Linked DNA regions of Homo sapiens: region 1 is linked to region 2. Evidence: read pairs that join two places in POLR2A ChIA-PET (ENCODE). Cell type or tissue: GM12878. All regions are shown on one strand. Each heading gives the region's core, and the rest is flanking DNA. Links, peaks and the distances in the headings are about the cores only. Region 1 overlaps SH3RF3 (SH3 domain containing ring finger 3). Region 2 overlaps CCDC138 (coiled-coil domain containing 138).

Region 1 (10,945 bases), core at 3,017-7,016, 390 kb after region 2:
CCAGATGCCAGTGTCTGGAAAGGATGTGTTGGTGGTAGGGAGGTAAAGAAAGGTTGGTTAAGGGTATAAACATACAGTCAGAAGGAATGAATTCTCGTGTTTGATAGTACAGCAGGGTGATTAGTTAACAACAATTTATTGTATATTTTACAATAGCTAAAAGAGATTTGAATATGTCCCAACACAAAGAAATGATAAAGATTTGAGGTGATGGATATGCTAGTTACCCTGATTTGATCATTACACATTGTATGTATCAAAATATTATATGTACCCCATAAATATGTACAATTATTATGTATCAGTAAAAGTTCCTCCAAAAAAATAAAAAGAGTCCATCCTTCAGCAGAGGGAGTGCATTGTTGGAGGGGCAAGGGTGAGAGGCCAGGAGAGCAGGCCCTGGGCTTAGCCTCCAGCATCCACAGCACGCGTGTGCCCTGGACTGGGCCTAGGAAGGGTGGTGCCCTGGTGGCCTATGCTGGCCCTGTGGAGCCTGGCCAGGCCTTCCCTGTACCTCCTCCCTAAAACCCTGGGATGGCGTGGGCTCCTTTCTTCTACCACTGACATCCAGTGTTTCTGTTAAATTAGGTGGTCTGCCTAAGGACTTTTTGGTTTGCTAAAAGACAAAACAAAACACAGGAAATAAAGCACATTTTCCAGTTCTCAGCCAGCAGCGCAGGTCCTCTGTGACCACATGGCATCCCCAAGGTGTCCGCGTGTATCCCACATGGGGACTCAGCCAGCTGTGAGAGGGATGGACCTGCCCCTGCCTGGGGCTACGGTCCCCATACTCTCCCATCAACAGGGTCTGTACTCACTGCACCCTTCAGGGTGAAGAGGGCACTGTCCGCCCCTGTGGCCATCAGATGGTGTGATCCCACCTCTTGGCAGAGGCTGGCACCACGCCCTGATGCTTCTCCATCCCAGACAGGGGGAAGCAGGTGGTTGGAGAGAGGTGGGAGGATGAGGTTGCCACCTTCTCCTGAAACCAGCATGGGTGCTGCTGCCACAGATCATGAATGCTTTGTCCCCCTTTGCTGCCGTCCCATGCAGTCAAGTGCCCTGATAACCAGGAGTTGGCTGTTACCAGATCCAGAGCCCTCAGAGGCTGCGTGAGCACCAGCCACGTGAGCAGCCTACCTGGTGTGTTTCCCAGAGCCGACAGAGCCAAGAGGGGCGTTCTGAAGCCCGAAGAAGCAGGAGTGGCCACTAGGAGCTGCCGTGTGCTCGCTGTGATGGAGTTGCCGAAGTGCTTTGATTCCTCGGTTATTTCAGGCATTGTCCCCCTTTGGGAGTGGGCATGGCCTGCCCATGTCAGTCCTAGGTCAGTGGCTGGAAATGAGCAGAATGGAAGCGTAGGAAGGGCTTGAGGGGTGTGGGCACATGCTTCAGCTGCGGGCTCCATTCAAGCATCGGTGGAGGGCAGTAGCACCATGCAGACAACTGGAGCTCCTTAGTGCTCCCTGGGTAGCCCTGCACCTCTCCATGGCTCTCCCCTGAATTCTGCCCCCCACGTGATGCTGCCCCAACGTGGAGATCCGGGATGTGTCGTTGTCTTTCCTTGCAGAGCCGTGGAGGACAGCCTCTGAGCCATCCCTGCTAGTCTCTGCTCCTGGCACATGAAAGTGTTCAATACATGTTTGTGCAGAAAGTGAAATTAAAATCTGTCCACTTGGTAGCTGGATGTGGTGGCACATGTCTGTTGTCCCAGCTACTCCGGAGGCTGAGGTAGGAGGATCAGATCACTTGAGCCTGGGGGGTGTGGGTTGCAGTGAGCCATGATTGTGCCACTGCACTCCAGCCTAGGTGACAGAGTGAGACTCCGTCTCAAAAACAAATTCAATCAATAAAATCTGTCCACATGGCTCATTAATGGATAGAATGTTAAGAGCTGGAATAGCTTCAGGGTTTACCTAGCCTCGCCCCTTGTTTTACACAAAAAGAAACTGAGGCCTGGTCTCCCACTTCTGCCCCTGCTTGGCAGGCCTAGAGAGTGTGTGTGCATGTGCAAATGGAGGGGGTGTGGGCATTGGGAGTTTAAACTTGGCTTGAATAGCTAATCAGATCTATCAAAATTAGGTTTTTACCAAGCATAGTAAAATAAGACTTGTTTGGTATTATTAGTGATGCTAAAACTATATGTCACATATTGGACAAATAAGCACATTTTCAGATACGCATGTGGGATTTTGATTGCATGCTGGGTTTAGTCCAAGATTAAATCTGCATTTTGTTCTGATGTAAAAGGGACTTGAAGCAGTTTTTGAGGTCATGTGCATAGCAGCAGTGATGGAAATGTCCTGTGTCTGCTCTGTTCAGTACAGTAGCGACCAGCCACAGGTGACTACTGAGCTCATGAATGTGGCCGGCGTGGCTCAGGAAGTGGCTTTTAAAATTTCATTTTGCCAGGCGCAGTGGCTCACACCTGTAATCCCGGCACTTTGGAAGGCCAAGGCGGGCAGATCACTTGAGGTCAGGAGTTCAAGACCAACCTAGCTAACATGGTGAAACCCCGTCTCTACTAAAATACAAAAATTAGCCCAGCATGGTGGTGGGCACCTGTAATCCCAGCTACTTGGGAGGCTGAGGCATTAGAATCGCTTGAAACCTGGAGAGGGAGGTTGCAGTGGGCTGAGATCATGCCACTGCAGTCCAGCCTGGGTGACAGAGCAAGACTCTGTCTCAAAAAAATTTTTTTTCATTTAATTCTAGTCAATTAAAACTGAAATTTAAATAATTACCTGTGGCTAGTGGCTACTCTAATGGACAGCTAGAGAACTGCAGCATAACCTTATCTTTTTAAAAATCTTATTTTAAAAAGAATTTTGTGGGTTTGAAGGAAAGATTGTCTGGAAGAAGGAAGTGACTGAGACATAGCTTTTTGACACCTGGCCTGGAGCCTTTTCGTTTAGACCAACCAACTAAGCTGGATGACACCAGCACAGTCCCTTAAATTCCCTGGCCTCAGTTTCCTCTTGTGTAAAATGAGGTTCTATGGCTTCTGCTAGTTCTGAGATTCTATCTTGCCCCATTCTTGGCAACTGGGATATGAAGAGCTCTATTTTAATAACGATAATAATAAAGAAGGCTTATTAAACACTGGGGATCCGGCTGAATAGTCCTCAAACCATTGTACTCAGCTGGGTGGAGAGACCTGCAAGTAACCAAGGGAAGTTTCAAAATGTGGGTTTCCGGGCTCCGCTTGGACCCATTTCACAGGGACCCGAAATCTGCACGTTAACAGGTTTCACAACGATTCTCACACAAACAACTCCCTTTAAAGATACAGGCCAGGCCGACTCCCCACTGGGGACTGGGTGGGCTGACCCACCTGGCCCACTCACACTCACCATGTGGAGTTTTCTCCTGAGAGTTAGGCCAGGGAATGATTTTTAATGTGGGATGCTCCACGTTCCTCTCTGGGACTTCCCATTTGCAATGTCTTAAGTCACTTTCATGTTTGAATTTAGAAAATCAAAAGATGACCGTCTTGTTTCCTGTAAATATCAGGAACAGAGAGGAGAGCAGGTGGTGTGTTTGTCCTAGACTTAAATTTTAAGATTTATTTTTATAAGTTAGTTTCAAGTTTGCTTTCTTTCGTTCTTAAAATTGAGATAGGGTCTCGCTCTGTTGCCCGGGCTGCACTGCAGAAGTGCGATCCCGGCTCACTGTAGCCTTGACCTCCTGGGATGAAGTGATCCTCCCCTCTCAGCCTCCCGAGTAGCTGGGACTATAGTCGCTTTCCACCATGCCAGCTAAAAGTTTGCTTTCAAAGAGTCCCTATTCTAATCTGTTGTTGGAGCTCTCCACAATGAATCACCAAAATACCATTTTAATATTAGAGTAGTATTTTGTCAGGAAAAAATAGGCCTGACCCTGAACAACTTATCTGCATAGCTGTAATATTGTCATTTTTGACTCAGGCTAAATCACTTGTTAATTTTAGGAGGAAATGTCAGAGGAGGTTGTCCCCAAATAGCAGTTATTATCTGTTTCCCAGGTTTATGAACCCAGCTCACAGCTCTGCTTGTCAACATCTGCAGAAGGAACTTAGAGAAAGACTGGCTCCTTTTACATTTTTTTTGTTACAATAGTTAATGTAAGAGTAGTTATGTAAACAGATCAATAAGCTCATTTTGAACATGACCCTGCCAACTGTTTCAAAGCTAAAGTCACATTGACTCAGGAAGGTCAGCTGTTTCATCTACAGTGTCTGTGGCCCATGGAGGAACTGGAGCCATGTGAGGTCTAATGACACACGTGGCCCATGTGCAGTCCTCATCGTTAAGTAAGTACCCTGCTGACCTCTTAAGACATAAACCAAAAATAAACTGTAGCAACCACTTCTTTTTAAGTCCCTTTAAAGTTTAGATTTTTACTGTTCTTAGGGTGACTTTGTGGCTCATCACTCTTAGCTTTTTCTCATTGCTTCTTGAATCGCTCCCCTTTCCTGAGTGTTTCTTGGTCTGCCATCTTGACTTCTCCCGGGGCCATGCATCTGCTCCCTTTGTGGCTCCGTTTGCTCCTAAGTCTTTGCAGGATCTCCACGCAGAAGGCGTGGTGCTGGATCTTTAGGGGACATTCAGATATAGACATGCTTTGTGCCATTAAGGAACTTGTGGCTTAGTAAGAAGAACAGCTGGTTACAGAAATGAACCAGGACCCCTACAGCTGCAGGAGAGAAACTAACTGGAATCAGTCAAAACACAGAGAGAAGCAAAGCCGTGTGGTGGCCCAGATAACCAAGGGTCCTGAGGTAGATGCATCCACCATGGCCGGGTTCATGGCTCAGATGATGCCATCAGGACTTGGTCTCTTTCTAGCTCTGGGTCCCACCAAGCTTTTCCATGGTGGCCTAGCAGCTCCACTGTCCTCTTCATAGGTGCAAGAGGGCTTTAGGGGTCTTTGTCATGTTTCTGGGGTCTTTGCTGGAACATCTGCAGAACTCACGAGATTCACTCCGGCTGAGTGAACTGATGGCAGTGGCAGTGGTTGGCTCAGACTTAGGGTGTGTGTTTTCTCCTGAAATTGAGAGGATCCCACCCAGGCCTCAGGGGCTGAAAGTTGGGGGAAGGAGCTAAGAGAAAATTGGTGCCTGTAGCTAGAAGAAGCTCTGTGAATGTCAGGCACACAAAGCTACACGTCCATGCCAGAAAGTCACAATACTAAGGGACTTCTCAAGTCCTGGTTCTCAGGTCCTTAGGGGTCCTGGTTCATTTCTGTAACCAGCTGTTCTTCTTACTAAGCCACAAGTTCTCACAGTCAAGTAAAAACCAAATGCGACTGGAGTTATGAGGATGGTGACATTGAAGCTATCAGGGACTGCTTCATGTTGGGTGCTTTGTGTGGGCTCCCGGGTCTGCCTGGGCCCTGCCCTTCATCCCTGTCTGCTTCTCTGGGAGATCCCTGGCTCTTGGGATTGTCTGTGTGTGGGAGATTCCCCTGGATCTGGCCTGGCCATGCCCACTGGCTTCATGGGGTACACGGCAGCTCCCCTGCTTCTGTGCTGTGCTCCCTGCAGGTCACAGGATCCACTTCTCTGCAAGTGCCAGAATCTTGTGCAGTCCTTTCGGGTCCAACGCAAGTTCTTTTTCTGGGTAGGTCACCCCCCAGCCAACTGGAGTCAACACTTCCTTTCCCGAATTCCCGCTCACTCTGGCAATCTCCCTTGGCCCTTCGGTCGCTCCGCCTTTCATCGGTTTGTCTGCAACTGCAGTTCCCTGTAGGCTTCATGATGGTGACCGTCATTCCTGATGTTTCCCAAACAAACGTGCATTGGTGCTTTTCTGGCTCAAGGGGCATGGGATTTACATTTGCTGTGGGTAGGAAAGAGTGGGGAATAGTTCAGTGTTTTCCTTTATTTGTAGGAAAGTGATGCCCAGACACAGGTACGAGTGTCTGGTTTGGTACTTTTACTCTCTCTTGACACATACAGGCAATCTCTAATGGCTGTGTTTTCATGCTGCAAATGATGTACTTGCAACGTTTGGCAAACATGGTGCTACTTGCTTATAATACTGTCAGAAATTCAATCGGCAGCCCTCCTAGTCCCCAGGAATGTGCTTGGTGGCAGGTGTTAGCAGTGCGTGTCTATCCCCCAAAGGCTTTTATTGTCTCATTAATGAGCAGGTGCAATAAATGTGTTGTAGACAGCATCTCTGTTAGTCTGAAGATGTTTGGGATGTGTGTTCTATTTCCACATGTCACCCTGTAGAGGAAAACCAACTGTTTTCCTTGATACCCACAATGCACCCAGAACACTTCTGATACCAGATGTGTGTGGGGTTTTGCCACACCAAGCAATTCTCCAGTTGTTTGCAGATGCCAACTGGGTATTCAGTTCAGTTCTGACCCCTTCCATGTGGAGCTAGTATGGACCCTGCAGGTTAAGGGCTCAATCTCATCAGGCTGCCTTCACTTCAGAGGCCAGTTGCAAGAGGTGTCTTCAGGTTACCTGGAACTTCTGTGTGGCGTGGCTGCAAATCTGGTTTATTATATTAGTGGAGGGCATGATAAAAGATACAGGCAAGCAGCCAGATGGAGAGGTACATAGGGCGAGGTCTGGAAGGGTCCTGAGCACAGGGGCTTCCGTCTCTGTGGAGTTAGATGTACCCTCTCCAGGTGGGTGGATGCATCCACCAGCCAGAATCTCCCCAAACTCCAACTTGTAGGGATTTTTATGGAGGCTTCTTCACACAGGCATGATTGGTTATCAACACAATATCCAGCCCCTCTGCCCTCTTTGGAGGATGGGGTATGGAGCTGAAAACTCCAAGTTTCTGGTCATGGCTAGGTCTTTCTGGTGACCAGCCTTCATCCAGGAGCCACCAGAGTCACTTCATCAGCACAGAAAAAAGGTTTCCATCACCCAGCAAATACCAAGGGATTAGGAGCTCTGTGTTGGGAACCTCAATCAAAGACCAAATATCAGAACAAAAGATACTCCTAGCCCCGCTATCACTCAGAAAATTACCAGGGATTTAGGAGCTCTGTGCCAGGAACCAGGGACAAAGACCAAATATGTATTTTTATTATGTCACACAGCTGTTCCCTTCCCCCTTTTTAGTACACTTCTTATTTGGAGCAGTGGTGAGTAGAGTATGAGGAATTCTGACATACCCACACCCCACTTCCTCTGTTGTTAACACCTTACATTAGCATGGTACTTTTCATACATTAACATGATAGTTCTCCATTTGCAAAGCTGTAGTTTTTTCCTGCCATCCTTTTTCTGTCCCAGGATCCCATACTGCCTCACAGCTGTCATGTCTCCATGGACTCCTCTGGCTATGACAGCTTCTCAGACTGGTCCTGGGGTGGTCACGGCAGGTGGATAGTGGCCTGGAGCTTGAGAGCCCGATACGGGAGGGATTTGGGATGTGGGCTCTGAATTGGTGGGTTTGCATTAAAAAGGCACACTCATGAGCAAGTTGTTCACTATCTCTAGGAATTGGCAGCCCCTCCAGGGTCAGGAAGGCCCCAGATGTGAAAGCATCAGCATACAGAAAATAAGACATGGTGACTACATCTAGGTACCTCGTATAACTGGAATCATAGAATATTTGTCCTTTGTGTCTGGCATGTCACTTAACATCATCCAGGCTCATCCATGTTTTGGTATGTGTTTAGATTTTTTTTCTTTTCTTTTTCTTTCTTTTTTTTTTTTTTTTGAGGCGGAGTCTCGCTCTGTTGCCCAGGCTGGAGTGCAGTGGCGCAATCTTGGCTCACTGCAAGCTCTGCCTCCTGGGTTCACGCCATTCTCCTGCCTCAGCCTCCCAAGTAGCTGGGACTACAGGCGCACGCCAGTATGCCCGGCTAATTTTTTGTATATTTAGTAGAGACAGGGTTTCACCATGTTAGCCAGGATGGTCTCGATCTCTTGACTTCGTGATCCGCCCGCCTCAGCCTCCCAAAGTGCTGGGATTACAGGTGCGAGCCACCGCACCTGGCCGATTTTTTTTTTCTTCTTAAGGCAGACTAATATTCCGTCGTATGGATATACTATATATTGTTTATCCATTCAAATACGGACATTCCTCAACTTGGGATGGTTTGACTTTAGAGTTTTTGACTTTATGATGGTGCAAAAGCCATATACTTCCAGTAGAAATCTGTAACCCTGGCCAGGCATAGTGCCTCACGCCTGTAAACCCAGCACTTCCGAGAGGCCAAGGTGGGGGGCTCTCTTGAGGCCAGGAGTTTGAGACCAGCCTGGCCAACATGGTGAAACCCCATCTTTACTAAAAAAAATGGAAAAATTAGCTGGGCATGATGGTGCATGCCTGTTATCCCAGTTACTCGGGGGGCTGAGGCAGGAGAATTGCTTGAACCTAGTAGGTAGAGGTTGAAGTGAGCTGAGATAGTACCACTGCACTCCAGCCTGGGCAACAGAGAGAGATCATCTTAAAAAATAAAAATAGGAAAGAAAAGAAACTGTAACCCCATTGTAAGTCAGTCTTCCACTTATGGTGGGGTTATGTCCTGATAAACCCATTGTAATGTCAGAAAATCGTAAGTCGGGGATCATCAGCTATGTCACCAGCATTAAGTACATTTTTTAACTTATGATATTGTTGACTTAAAATGGGTTTGTCTGGACATGACCCTATCATAAGTGCTGGAGCATCTGTGTTTGTTTCTAGAGAAGATAAAAAATTCCACTTCATTTCTAAATCCCCTAGGAGTTCACTGGCCAATAGGACTCCCTTTGGGGGCTTTGGGGGCTTCTCCCATCTCGGCTAAGGGACAGCTCAAACAGGAAGGCAGGATAGGTCAAACTCATTTGCAGTAGGAGTTGGGTTGAATTGTGTAAGACAAAAGTACACTTTGTTATGTGTGATTAATTGTCACAGTTCCTGAATGTCAGCACGGACAGAGCAGCAGAGTTGGCTTCTGGGACACAGTTTCCATCTGCTGTCCCTGCCTGGAAGGAGGCTTAGGTGGCTTGCCTAGCATGGACTTAGTGACCCCATCTCCTCTCCTCCCGGAGCCAGGCCAGAGCGGCTTTGCCGAAGTCTCGGATGAACTGTCAGGCTGGAGCAGTTCTTCATCCAGGGGCTGTTTCCTGCTCTAATTACTGCTCTTTCTTCTACAGCTGAGAGGAATTGGTGGGTGGATGTGGGAGAGGTGAGCTAATGCGATGACATTTTGACAAGTGTGTTACAATAAAAAATAACTCCCCTGGGAGAAGGTTAATGCAGTTATCACCACGTTCATGTTGGCAGCCTTAGATCTGTGCCTGGTTGGGGCAGGATGCTTTGCTTTTCTCGTGCAGACCAAGTCTCACCCACATTCTAATGGCTAGTGCTTAAATTTTTTTCCAGAAACATCTATGAAGAATAAATATCGTGCTCTGTTCATAGATTTTTCCACTTGGGCTTTTTGCTGTATTTCTTTATTCCATGATAAGCTACTTCTTTCCACCTACTAGTTAAGTAGGCTGCTTCCCTCTGCTCTCAGATGACATGTGGCTGAGGACTTCATACTAACATTAGCCTAAGTAAAAATATAATTAGTATTTTTAGTCTGCTTCCAAATTAAATCTTACCGTGCATGCTAAAAGAGACTACAGAGCATTTGGGATTTATTTGTTGTGTTGGATCTTCTATTCCTTGTTCTCCTCTTATTCATTTTTAGTAATGTAGAATTTACTCTAGCTGGATTAGATATTTGCCATTAAGAAAAACAGCTTTATTGAGATGTAATTCACATGCCATGTAATTTGCCCTTTTAAAGTGTTCAACCTAGAGGCTTGCAGTATATTCACAGAGTTGTGTCCATCACCACAATACATTGTAGAATATTTTATCCTTTTTAGTACTGATGTGTATGAATCTGCCACGTTTTATTTATCCGTTCATTAGATGATGGACATTTGGGTTGTTTTCACTTTGGGGCTATTATGAACAATGCCGCTACAAGTATTTATGTGTAAGTGTCTGTTTGGTCTTAAGTTACGTTTCTCTTGTAGTGGAATGACCAGATCATGTGGTAACTCTGTTTAACCATTTAAGGAACTTCCAGGCTATTTACTAAAGTGGCTGCATCACTACCACCCAACAACATAGGAGAATTACAGTTCCCCATATCCTTGCCAACACATACTATGAACTGTCTTTTTGACTGTAGTCATCCTAGAAGGATCATTTTTTCAGAGTTGGAAAATGGTAGAGAGTAGTTGCTAAAAGTATAAATATGGCTCAGGTTAGTACTTATCACTAACTGTGTTACCTGGCTGAGTCACTTAATTTCTCTGAGCCCTGGTCTGCCTATCTATCTGTAAATAGGAGATGGTTACACCTGTCCCGTAGGGTGCTTGTGAACACTGACTGAGGGGGAAATGAAACAGCACAGCGTCTCCCATGCTGTAATGTTCAATAAGCGTGGACCTTTCTCATCATGCCTAAAAGGAGACCAACTGTGAGTCTCTGCCCCTCCTTCTACCCTGTCCATCCCTTCTTTCTGGAAAGGGGTGATTGATTAACAATGTTTTAGAGAAATGTGGGATCATCCAAAGCAAAGATGAGTGGATAGGAAGCATCATGGTGATGGAACCAGGAGCTCTATGAGCTGTTTCTGGATATTCCCTGATGATAATTAAAGGGTCCCCTAAACACAGCTGAGACTTCCATTTTATACTTGAAAACTAAATTTTAATGCAAAATTTTATCGAGGTTCAATTTATACACAGTAGAATTCACACTTTTTGGTTTACAGTTCTGTGAGTTTTGACAAACAACTGCAGTTGAGTGAGCACCACTGAGACAGGAGAGTTCCCTTACCCCTTTGTGAGACTTGCGATAGGGGTGTGGCTTGCTTACTTGGCCACCATGTGCTCAAACCCCTTGCAGGATGGGAAGCACGCAGATGAGTGGGTGCTGGGGCCGGAGCTAGTGCTTTTGGGCTCCATCCCACAGCAGTGGCGAGGGGTGTGTTACAATTAATG
Region 2 (10,945 bases), core at 3,425-7,424:
CTAAGGAAATACAAAACCACAGTAAGATACCACTTAACACCTATTAGAATGTTTATTTAAAAAATAAACATGGTGGCCCATGCCTGTAATGCCAGCACTTTGGGAGGCCAAGGCAGGCGGGTCACTTGAGGTCAGGAGCTTGAGACCAGCCTGGCCAACATGGGGGAACCCCATCTTTACTAAAAATATAAAAATTAGCCCAGTGTGGTGATGCACACCTGTAGTCCCAGCTACTTGGGAGGCTGAGGCATGGGAATCGCTTGAACCTGGGAGGCAGAGGTTGCAGTGAGCCAAGATCGTGCCACCACACTACAGCCTGGGAGACAAATTGAGACTGTGTCAATACATACATATGTACATATATACATACGTACATACAAGTGTTGGCAAGGATGTCAGAAAGTGGAATCCTTGTTTACTGGTGATAGGAATGTAAAATGCAGCTGCTGTGGAAGACAGTATGGTGATTCTTCAAAAACTTAAAACATAGAATTACCTTATGCAGTTTTACTTCTGGATATATATTCAAAATAATTGAAAGCAGAGGCTTGAACAGATATTTAAACACCAAGTTTATAGCAAGATTATATATAATAAAAAGAAGGTGGACACAAGGTAAATGCTCATCCATGGATGAGTGGATAAACAAGATGTGGTATATACATACACAAGACTATTATTCAGGCATGAAATTGACACATGCTACAGCATGAATGAACCCTGAAGCTATTGTAAATGAAATAAGCTAGACACCAGATGACAAATATGAGATGATTCTGCTTCCGTGCATGCAGTACCTAGAATAGTCAAATTTATAGAGACAAAGTAGAATGGTGGTTACCAAGGGCTGGGGGAAGAGAATGGAGAGTTATTATTTAATGGATACAGAGTTTCATTTTGGCATTTTGCAAAAGTTTTGGGGATGGATAGTGATGATGGTTACACAACAGTGTGATTACACTTAATGCCATTGGTAAATTTTAAGTTATGTATATTTTACCATAATAAAGATTTTCCAACAAAGTGTCAATTAGGATACATTTTCACCAGGATTCTGCATTCTAAGACAGGCCACCCTAAATTTTAGTGTACTCACTTTGCAGAAGTTAGGCAATTTGACAGAAACCAAAGGCATGGCTCACGCCTGTAATCCCAGCACTTTGGGAGGCCGAGGCGGGCAGATCACCTGATGTCAGGAGTTCAAGTCCAACCTGGCCAATGTGGTGAAACTCTGTCTCTACTAAAAAATAGAAAAACTAGCTGGGTGTTGTGGTGGGCACATGTAATCCCAGCTACTTGGGAGGCTGAGGCAAGAGAGTCGCTTGAACCCAGGAGGCAGAGGTTGCAGTGATCTGAGATCACGCCATTGCACTCCAGCCTGGGCAACAAGAGCAAAACTCCGTCTCAAATAAAAAACAAAAAAAAAAACCAAAGCTTGGGAAGGAAGCCAGAAAGTGTTCTTCATTGTGACATTTTGGCCAGGACAACTTGGCCAGGTGCGGTGGCTCACGCCTGTAGTCCCAGCACTTTGGGATGCCGAGGCAGGCAGATCACTTGAGGCCAGGAGTTCAAGACCAGCCTGACCAACATGGAGAAACTCTGTCTCTACTGAAAATACAAAAATTAGCCAGGCATGGTGGTGCATAACTGTAATCCCAGCTACTCATGGGGCTGAGGCACCAGAATCGCTTAAACCCCGGAGGCAGAAGTTTCAGTGAGCCAAGATCATGCTGCTTACTGCACTCCAGCCTGAGTTATAGAGCGGGACTCTGTCTCAAAAAAAAAGAAAAAAAATCTGACAATGTCAGATCATCACTGTAAGAAAGCAAAAGGCAATGTATCTGATGTAAATACACCTGATGATCTTAAACGTTGAAAGGACAAATTGTAAAAAGTGATTTTGCAAAGAGTTCACAGTTCCCTACTACTGCCACCCTATGAATGAGGACCATTGTTACTTTTTTAGTAGGACAAAATATGCCAAATCTTTTGAAACATTCAAAAGATAAGAAAAAGTACTTTTTTATTATGTTTGGATTAAGAATATAAATACTGTCGGAAGAGGCTTGGTATTTAGAGGGGATAAAGATATAAATGAAGTGAAATTTTTTCATGAAAATATGAAATGGCTAGGAAAAGACAGTGTTTGCTGTGAAGAAACTGAAAGTCAGATATCTAAGAGAAACTTGACTTTCCAATTTTAGCACACATCAGAATCTCTTGCAGGACTTGTTAAAACTCAGGTTCCTAGGTTCTATCCCTGGAATCTGATTTAGTAGATCTGATGTGGCACAGAATCTTCCTTCCTTCCTTCCTTCCTTCCTTCCTTCCTTCCGTCCTTCCTGTTGAAACGAAGTTTCACTCTTGTTGCCCAGGCTGGAGCGCAATGGCATGATCTCGGCCCACTGCAACTACTGCCTCCTGGGTTCAAGCGATTCTCCTGCCTCAGCCTCCCGAGTAGCTGGGATTGCAGGCACTGGCCACCATGCCTGGCTAATTTTTGTATATTTAGTAGAGATGGGGTTTCACCATGTTGACCAGGCTGGTCTTGAACTTCTGACCTCAGGTGATCCACCCTCCTCGGCCTCCCGAAGTGCTGGGATTACAAGCGTGAGCCACCACGCACAGCTTTTTTTCTCTTTTTTGAAATGGAGTCTCACTCTGTCGCCCAGGCTGGAGTGCAGTGCTGCCATCTCAGCTCCCTTCAACCTCCGCCTCCTGGGTTCAAGCAGTTCTTCTGCCTCAGCCTCCCTAGTAGCTGGGATTACAGGTGTACGCCATCACACCTGGCTAATTTTTATATTAGTAGAGACGGGGTTTTACCATGTTGGCCTGGCTGGTCTCAAACTCCTGACCTCAAGTGATCTGCCTGCCTCAGCCTCCCAAAGTGCTGAGATTACAGGCGTGACCCACCACACCTGGCCAGAATTTGTATTTCTTTCTTTTTTTTTTTTTTTTTTTTGAGACAGAGTTTCACTCTTGTTGCCCAGGCTGGAGTGCAATGGTGTGATCTCGGCTCACCGCAACCTCTGCCTCCCAAGTTCAAGCGATTCTCCTGCCTCGGCCTCCCAAGTAGCTGGGATTACAGGCATGCGCCACCACACCCAGCTAATTTTGTATTTTTAGTAGAGACGGGGTTTCTCCTTGTTGGTCAGGCTGGTCTGGAACTCCTGACCCAGAATTTGTATTTCCAACATGTTCCCAAGTGATGCTCTTTCTGTAGTTTTAGGGACCACAATTTGAGAACCACTGGTATAGGTAAATTATATCCTAAGATAAGAAAATATATGGAAAAGCCTTGTAGAAGTGACTGCTAAAAGTTAAGCTTTGAAGGATGAGTAGGTTTTTGTGAGACAGACACCTAGTAGTTGAAGGAGGAGACACGAGCTGCCTTAGTCGTGACGTGTATCTATTACAGGGTATGGGTGAGGTATGATGTGAGGAAAGTTGCAGTGAGCTGGAAGTGGAGTCACCTGCTGTTCTAGAACTATACTGGCAAGTTTGAATGTCATCCCACAGATAAGAGGGAGACAGGAAATGGTTTTAAGCAAGGGATCTATATTTTACCATGGAGACACCTTAAATGCACATTGCTCAGTGAAAGAAGCCAGCCTGAAAAGGCTACATACTATATGATTCCAACTATAATGACATTTTGGAAAAAGCAAAAACTGGAGTAAAGAGATCAGTAGCTGCCAGGGGTTCTGAGAAAGAGGAGCAGAGCACAGGCAATGTTTAGGACAGTGAAATTATTTCCTGTGATACATGGTGGATACATGTCATTATATGTTGTCAAAATCTGTAGACTATACAACAGAGTGAATCCTAATGTAAACTATAGACTTTAGTTAATCATAGTATGTCAGTGTTAACAACTGTAACAAATGTACCACACTGGTAAAGATGTTAATAATGGAAGGTACTGGCAGGTGGGAGTAGGACATGGGGCATGTAAACATTCTCAACTTCCTGCTCAGTACACTCAGAAACCTAAAACTGCTCTTTAAAAACAAGATCTGTTAGTTTAAAAGTAAACAGGAAGTAGAGATAGAGTAGGCAGGTTTTCCAAGAGCTTGGCAGGAACCTCAAAGAAGACAATGCCAGATGAATTTAGTGAAGTCTGGTGTTTCTTAAGCTATGGGAATGTTTATAGTCCATGACAAAGGTCAGCAAACCCTTTTTTGTAAAAGGACAAATGGTAAATATTTTAGGTTTTGCAGGCCAAAAAGCAAAGTGAAAGATACCAGTACTTACATAATAAGAAACGAAACAAATTTTCACAAATTTTTTTGTTGACAAAATCAAAATTTAATGTGGAGTAAACTTTTTTTTTTTTTTTTTTTGAGACGGAGTCTTGCTTTGTCGCCCAGGCTGGAGTGCAGTGGCGTGATCTCGGCTCACTGCAAGCTCTGCCTCCAAGGTTCACGCCATTCTCCTGCCTCAGCCTCCCGAGTAGCTGGGACTACAGGCGCCCGCTACCACGCCCGGCTAATTTTTTTTTTTTTTTTTTTTTTTTGGTATTTTTAGTAGAGACAGGGTTTCACTGTGTTAGCCAGGATGGTCTCTATCTCCTGATCTCATGATCCGCCTGCCTCGGCCTCCCAAAGTGCTGGGATTACAGGCGTGAGCCACCGTGCCCAGCCAATGTGGAGTAAACTTTTTGCAGTAGATCGAATAATAAGGAAACTAGAATTTGAGGGTATCATTTTACTTAATTGGGGTTCCAAGTGTTTCCTGTCATCAGAATCAATTGCATATTTTTATCTGTTAATGCTGATCTGTAATGAGAGTTTACATATTTCATCTTTGAAATTTTTTTTTTTTTTTTGAGACAGAGTCTCGCTCTGTCACACGAGCTGGAGTGCAGTGGCGCAATCTCGGCTCACTGCAACCTCTGCTTCCCAAGTTCAAGCAATTCTCTTGCCTCAGCCTCCCAAGTAGCTGGGATTGCAGGTGCCCACCACTCCCAGCTAATTTTTGCATTTTTAATAGAGACAGATGGGGGTTTCACCATGTTGGCCAGGCTGGTATTGAACAGCTGACCTTAGGTGATCCACACGCCTTGGCCTCCCAAAGTGCTGGGATTACAGGCATGAGCCACCATGCCTGGCCTGAAAATGTCTTTTTATACACTAAGTATTGTCAAATAGTTGACATCAATCCATGAGCATATGATTTTGTTTCATTGTGGTAAAATATGCATAGCTTAATATTTATCATTTTAGCCATTTATAAATGTACAATTTAGTGGCATTAAGTATATTCCCAATGCTGTACAACCATCATCGCTATCAATTTCAAGAATTTTTCATTATCTGAAACAATTCTGTACCCGTTTAACAATATCTTCCCATTCCTCCCTCCCCTGTAGACCTTGGTAGTCTCTCGTCTACTTTCTATCTCTATGAATTTGCATATTCTAAGTATCTCATGTAAGTGGCACCACAGACAGGCATATGACTTTGTCACTTGAAAAGCATTTACAGAATTCTATTTGATTCTTCTCTTGATATTTCTTTTTGTATATCACTATTGGAGATTAATCACTTCTAATTGAAGGTCAGTTGGCAGCTCTTCAATTGAAGTCAAATGGATCTTGAAATAAGCAGATTGTTTTGCACTTGCATTGAGATTCAAATAATGCTGCTAGAACTGTAGTTTGGAGTCAGAAAACATATCTGCTGCAAATCTGTGTTGGAATGGAGATCTCATCTCTTTTTAAAATATCTGACAACAAAGGAAGTTTATGCAGCTTAACATTATGATTCAAACATTAGTTGTTGAAATGACTACTGTAGTGTAAGTTTCATATATAGGCACTGTTTTGACTTGTAATTTCAGGTTGACTCTAGTAAGAAAAATGAACAATGTGCAGCAAAAGGTAATTTCCAAAACTGTTCAATGATTGAGTGCTGTTCTTATTCAGAAAATATTCATCTCAGCCGTGAGCTCAAAAATTAAAAAAAATTCATTGCCATGTGTTAGGGCCAGTAAGGATATTAATCCTCTATTTCTAATAAAAAAATTCATGGAACTGTTGATGGTTAAGTCCCCCAGAGCAAATGAAATTCACCACTGATAACAGCGATATGATAACACATGATATATTCAAATATTTTTCACAAAGTATTGGCTTACAGATGGTATAATGAATAACCATAGTTTAAATACCTTACATATCACAAGATTTGTAAATCTATTCAAGTAAGTCTTTTTCTGGTCCACCCATATAATTTCTCAAACTGTGACGAAAACATAAAAAATTTATTATCTTAATAATTTTTAAGTATACAGTTCATTAGTATATTCACATTGTCCTTCAACAGCTCTCCAGAAATATTTTATCTTGCAAAACTAAAACTCAGTACCAATTGTCTCTGTTTTGTGCTGTTACAACAGAATATCTGAGACTGCACAATCTGTAAACAACAGAAATTTATTTCTCACAGTCCTGGCAGCTGGATGTCCAAGCATCTGATAGGGGCTTTCTTGCTGCATCCTCACATGGCACAGGGCAGAAGAGCAAAAACAGGATGAACGTTGTGTGCCCACAGGGTGGAAGAGCAGGAGAAAGGGAGCCCAGTCCCACACGCCTTTATTATAATGCCGTTAATCCATTCATTAGGGCAGAGCTCTCCTGACGTAAACACTTCCCAGTAGATCCTCACCTCTCAACACTGATGTTTTGGGCATTAAGTTTCCAACACATAAATTTTGAGGAATATATTCAAACCATAGCGCTTATTAAATAACAACTCCCCATTTCACCTACCCCCGCCCCTGATGACCACCATTCAATTTTCTGCTTCAATGAATTTGACATTAGATTTCTCATATGGATGGAATCATAATAGTATTTGCCTTTTTGTGACTGGCTTATTTCACTTAGCATAATATCCATAAGGTTCGTCCATGTTGTAGCATGTGACAGGATTTCCTTCCTTTCTAAGGTGGAACAATATTTGTTTATGCATGAATACCACATATTGCTTATCCATTCATTGATAGATATTTGGGCAGCTACCATCTCATGGCTATTGTGAATAGTGCTGATATGAATATGGACTTGCAAATATCCTTTCAAGACCCTGTTTTCAATCCCTTTGGACATATACCCAGAAGTGGGATTGCTAGATCATTTGATAGTTCTATTTTCAATTTTTGAAGAATTGCTTTACTGTTCACCATAGTAAATTAATGCTTTAGGGATTTTGGTAGAGATGACATTGAATCTGTAGATCGCTTTGGGTAGCATGGACACCTTGATAATACCATGTTTTCTAACCCATGAACATGAAATTTCATTCTATTTATTTGTGTCTTTTAATTTTTTTCATCACTGTTTTGTGGTTTTTAGTGTATAAGTTTTTTACCTCCTTGCTTAGATTTATTCCTAAGTATTTTCATTCATTTTGATGCTATTTGTAAGTGGAACTGTTTTCCTAATTTCCTGTTTGGATTGTTCATTGTTAGTGTATGGAAACACAAGTGATTTTTAGTATTGATTTTGTATTCAGCAACTTTGCTGAATTTATGTATTCTTTTTTTTTTTAATTGTGGAATCTTTAGGACTTTCGACATATAAGGTCATGCCATCTGAGAAGAGAGATGATTTTACTTCTCCAATTTGGATACTTTTTATTTCTTTTTCTTGCCCAGTTTCACTGGCTGGTACTATAGTGAACAGAAGTGGTGAGGGTGTGCTTGTCTTGTTCCTGATTTTGGAGGAAAGGCTTTCATTCTTTTACCTTCAGAGTGTAATCTGTGGGCTTTTTATATATAGCCTTTATTATATCGAGGTGGTTTCCCTCTATTAAGTTTGTTGAGTATTTTTATCATGAAAGGGCGTTGAATCTTGTTCAGTGCTTTTTCTTTGTCAATTGAAATAATCGTGTGGGTTTTGTCCTTCATTTTGTTAAAATGGTATATTACACCAGTTTTTAAAAATGTTGAACCGTCCTTGCATTGCAAGAATTAATCTCACTTAGTCATGGCGTATAATCCCTTTTAATATACCGCCATGCACTGTATAATGATGTTTAAGACAATGGTAGACCGTATATATGATGGTGGTCCCATAATATTATAATGGAGCAAAGAAAAAAAGAATATAAAAAGAAAACAGATTATAATGGAGCTGAAAATTTCCTGTCACTTTGTGACATCATAGCTGTCATAATATTGTAGCAGAACACATTACTCACATGTTTGTGGTGATGCTGACGTAAACAAACCTGTGCTGCCAGTTACATAAAAGAATAGCACACACAGCTATGTAGAGTACATAATACTTGATCATAAACAACCATGTTACTGGTTTATGTATTTACTATTTATTGTTATTTTAGAGTGTATCTCTGTCATTAACTGATGCATGTCTTTATTAAAAAGTTGGGGGGAGAAGTTTATATAAAATTTTACTGAGATTATGACTGTAAGAGAGTATATGGCTAGTAAATTTTATTCCATAAAAATACTATTTAGAGATTTCTCAACTTATGAGGTGTCTATAATTTTTTCGATTTTTTTTTTTTTTAAAGACACCAGAGTGGTCAGATGGTAGGAAGACAGGAGTCAAGGGGAAAGCACTGGGCAGACCCTTTATTGTGGTTTCCACATGAAAGGCAATGCAGGGCAGGGTGAATAAATAGGATTGGTTAGTTTGAATAATTTTGGCAGTACTAAGCTCTAGGGGTGGTCCCTAGTGACTCTGGTAAGATTACGGCAGAGAATATTGCCTCCTGGGATACAAGGGCCAGATAGAAGGGGTCTGGCTCTGAATTGGTTAATTTGTCTATCAGAGGCATACTCTAGGCCGAGCACTTTGCTGTATCTAAGAATTGGCTGGTCCAGGGAGGGGCAATCTCTCCCCAACTGGAAAGGTTTTTTAAGACGTCCAAAACATCATAATATACAGAAAATTTTACAAAATACATATATGTATATACACACAATACACTCATAATCATTAGTCCGGAGAATCTTTATACAGTTGACATAACCATTTTCCTGATTGCTATACAATTATTTCCAGGTTTTACTCTTATAAACAGTGTAGCAATAAATATCTTTGTACATGGCTTTTGGAGGGATCTTCTTAAATCGATTTTCTTAGGCTGGTATCTCAGAAGTGGGAGTATTCTGTTAGAGCCTTAGAATATGTCTTTATGGTCCTGAAATCATTTAGCAAAATGATATACTTTTGAAGCAAAATTCATAGACATCCTTAAACAGTTAAATGTTTTTATAAATTAGCATATTAAGATATGCATGCAATGTAGACATATAAACAAGTAAATAGTACTCCAGTTTCTGAAATCCAGCATTTTAAAAAATCCTTTCATATATCTTTTTCAGTATAAATTTATATAGATATAGTTTATATAAATGAGATTTTTATTCCATTTGCTTCCTTGTAAACACCTTTTTTCACCCCAGAATATGCCATGGCAATAAATATAAATCTAGGTTATCATTTTTAATGGTTACATATATACTATAAACTTATTTAATCATTTAAGGTTCATAGAGTATCTTTGTGTAGGTTAATCTCCTTAAACTAGATGTGCTGTTATTGCTGGATGAAAGAAAATGCATATATAAGAACTAAAATACATATTGCCAAATTGTATTGCATATAGTTTTAAAGTGAAGGTTTTTTGTTGGAGAACTCTTTTGTTTTGTTTTGTTTTTAAAGATAATTTTGGAAAATTGTGGTAATTGATTTAAGACATTTAAAAATACTGTGCCTTTGTATTTATTTTCCATCATTTTATCTTTAGCTTTTGCCTCTAATGACAGAGCAGCTACAGTGGATGCCATTTGTGAATATCAAACTTCACGAGCCTTTTGTAAAATTTATATATTGGTCCCTAAGGCAGCTAGATGCTGGAGCACAGGTAATTGGTTAATAGGAATTTATCTATAAGTAATACTCCACCTAATATTACTTCTTGATCTTGTTTCACAATATCTGTTTTGAATATATTCTCTGTATTTCAGAATAATCTTCCCTATCTATGTCTTGCTGGGATTTTGATAGGAATTGTGTTAAACCTGTATATTAATTTGAGAATAATTGACATCTTTCCTTTGTTGAGTCTTACAATTTATGAACATAAAATGTCTGTCCACTTATTTAGAACTTTGATTTATCAGTGTTGCATAGTTTTCAGCATAAAATTGCTGCATTCTTGTTTACCTTTTTGGCTGAGTATTTAAATTTTTTGAGCAATTTTAGTTGGTATTGTCTTTTTACTGTTGATGTTTACATGTTCATTGATAATATATAGAAGTAAAATTGTTTTTTGTTTATTTTGTATCCTGTGACCCTGAGCTTACTAGTTTTAGGAGTTTTCTTGAAGATTCCTCAGGATTTTTACATAGAAAATCATGTTATCTGCAAATGAAAACAGTGTTGTGTTTTTTTTTTCTTTTTGATATGTATGCCTTTAATTTCCTTTTCCTACCTTATTGCATTAGCTAGAGTTTCCAGCAGTATGTCGAATATGATGGTGAGAGTAGTCATCCTTGCCTTGTTTCTCCTCTTAGGAGGAAAATTCATTCTGCCATTACTAAGTATAATATTAGCTGTAGTATTTTCATAGATACTTTCAATCAAGTTCCCCTGTATTCCTATTTTTCTGAGTTTTTTAAAAATCATGAATCGTGTTGAATTTTTTTAGATACTTTTTCTGCATTGATTGATACATGTTCTTTTTCATCTTTAACTTGTTAATATGAATTACATTGACTTTGAAATATTAAAGTCTCTGAAATAAAACCCACTTGGTTGTGGTGTTTAATTCTTTTTATATGTTTTTATATTAACAAATTCTATTTGCTAATATTTTGTTAAGGACTTTTGTTTCTATATTCATGAGAAATATTTGTCTATAGTTTTGAACTCTCTTTGGTTTTGTATCAGGGCAATATTAGGTTCATA

What was found. Peaks named below come from ENCODE experiments on the same cell type or tissue, not always from the same donor. Only the 100,000 strongest peaks of a DNase experiment are listed, where the experiment ranks them.
Region 1: POLR2A ChIA-PET joins it to region 2 with 5 read pairs; 2 of 35 experiments call an interaction of 5 or more read pairs at or near these places.

Annotation. Positions count from the first base shown.
Region 1 is chr2:109,222,173-109,233,117 of GRCh38, forward strand. All of the region lies in intron 1 of SH3RF3 (SH3 domain containing ring finger 3), which reads left to right. It also overlaps a transcript of RANBP2 not described here. Among named protein-coding and RNA genes, the nearest start is that of MIR4266, 86 kb to the right of the region's middle. RefSeq lists a silencer at 10,845-10,904. In GM12878, for the core only: no CTCF peak of the experiment used is centred there; no DNase peak of the experiment used is centred there; H3K27ac peaks cover 1,978 bases.
Region 2 is chr2:108,829,403-108,840,347 of GRCh38, forward strand. CCDC138 (coiled-coil domain containing 138) reads left to right here. Exons shown (of 15, transcript NM_144978.3): 11 at 9,783-9,899. It also overlaps a transcript of RANBP2 not described here. Among named protein-coding and RNA genes, the nearest start is that of CCDC138, 48 kb to the left of the region's middle. In GM12878, for the core only: no CTCF peak of the experiment used is centred there; a DNase peak (open chromatin) is centred at 5,869; H3K27ac peaks cover 616 bases.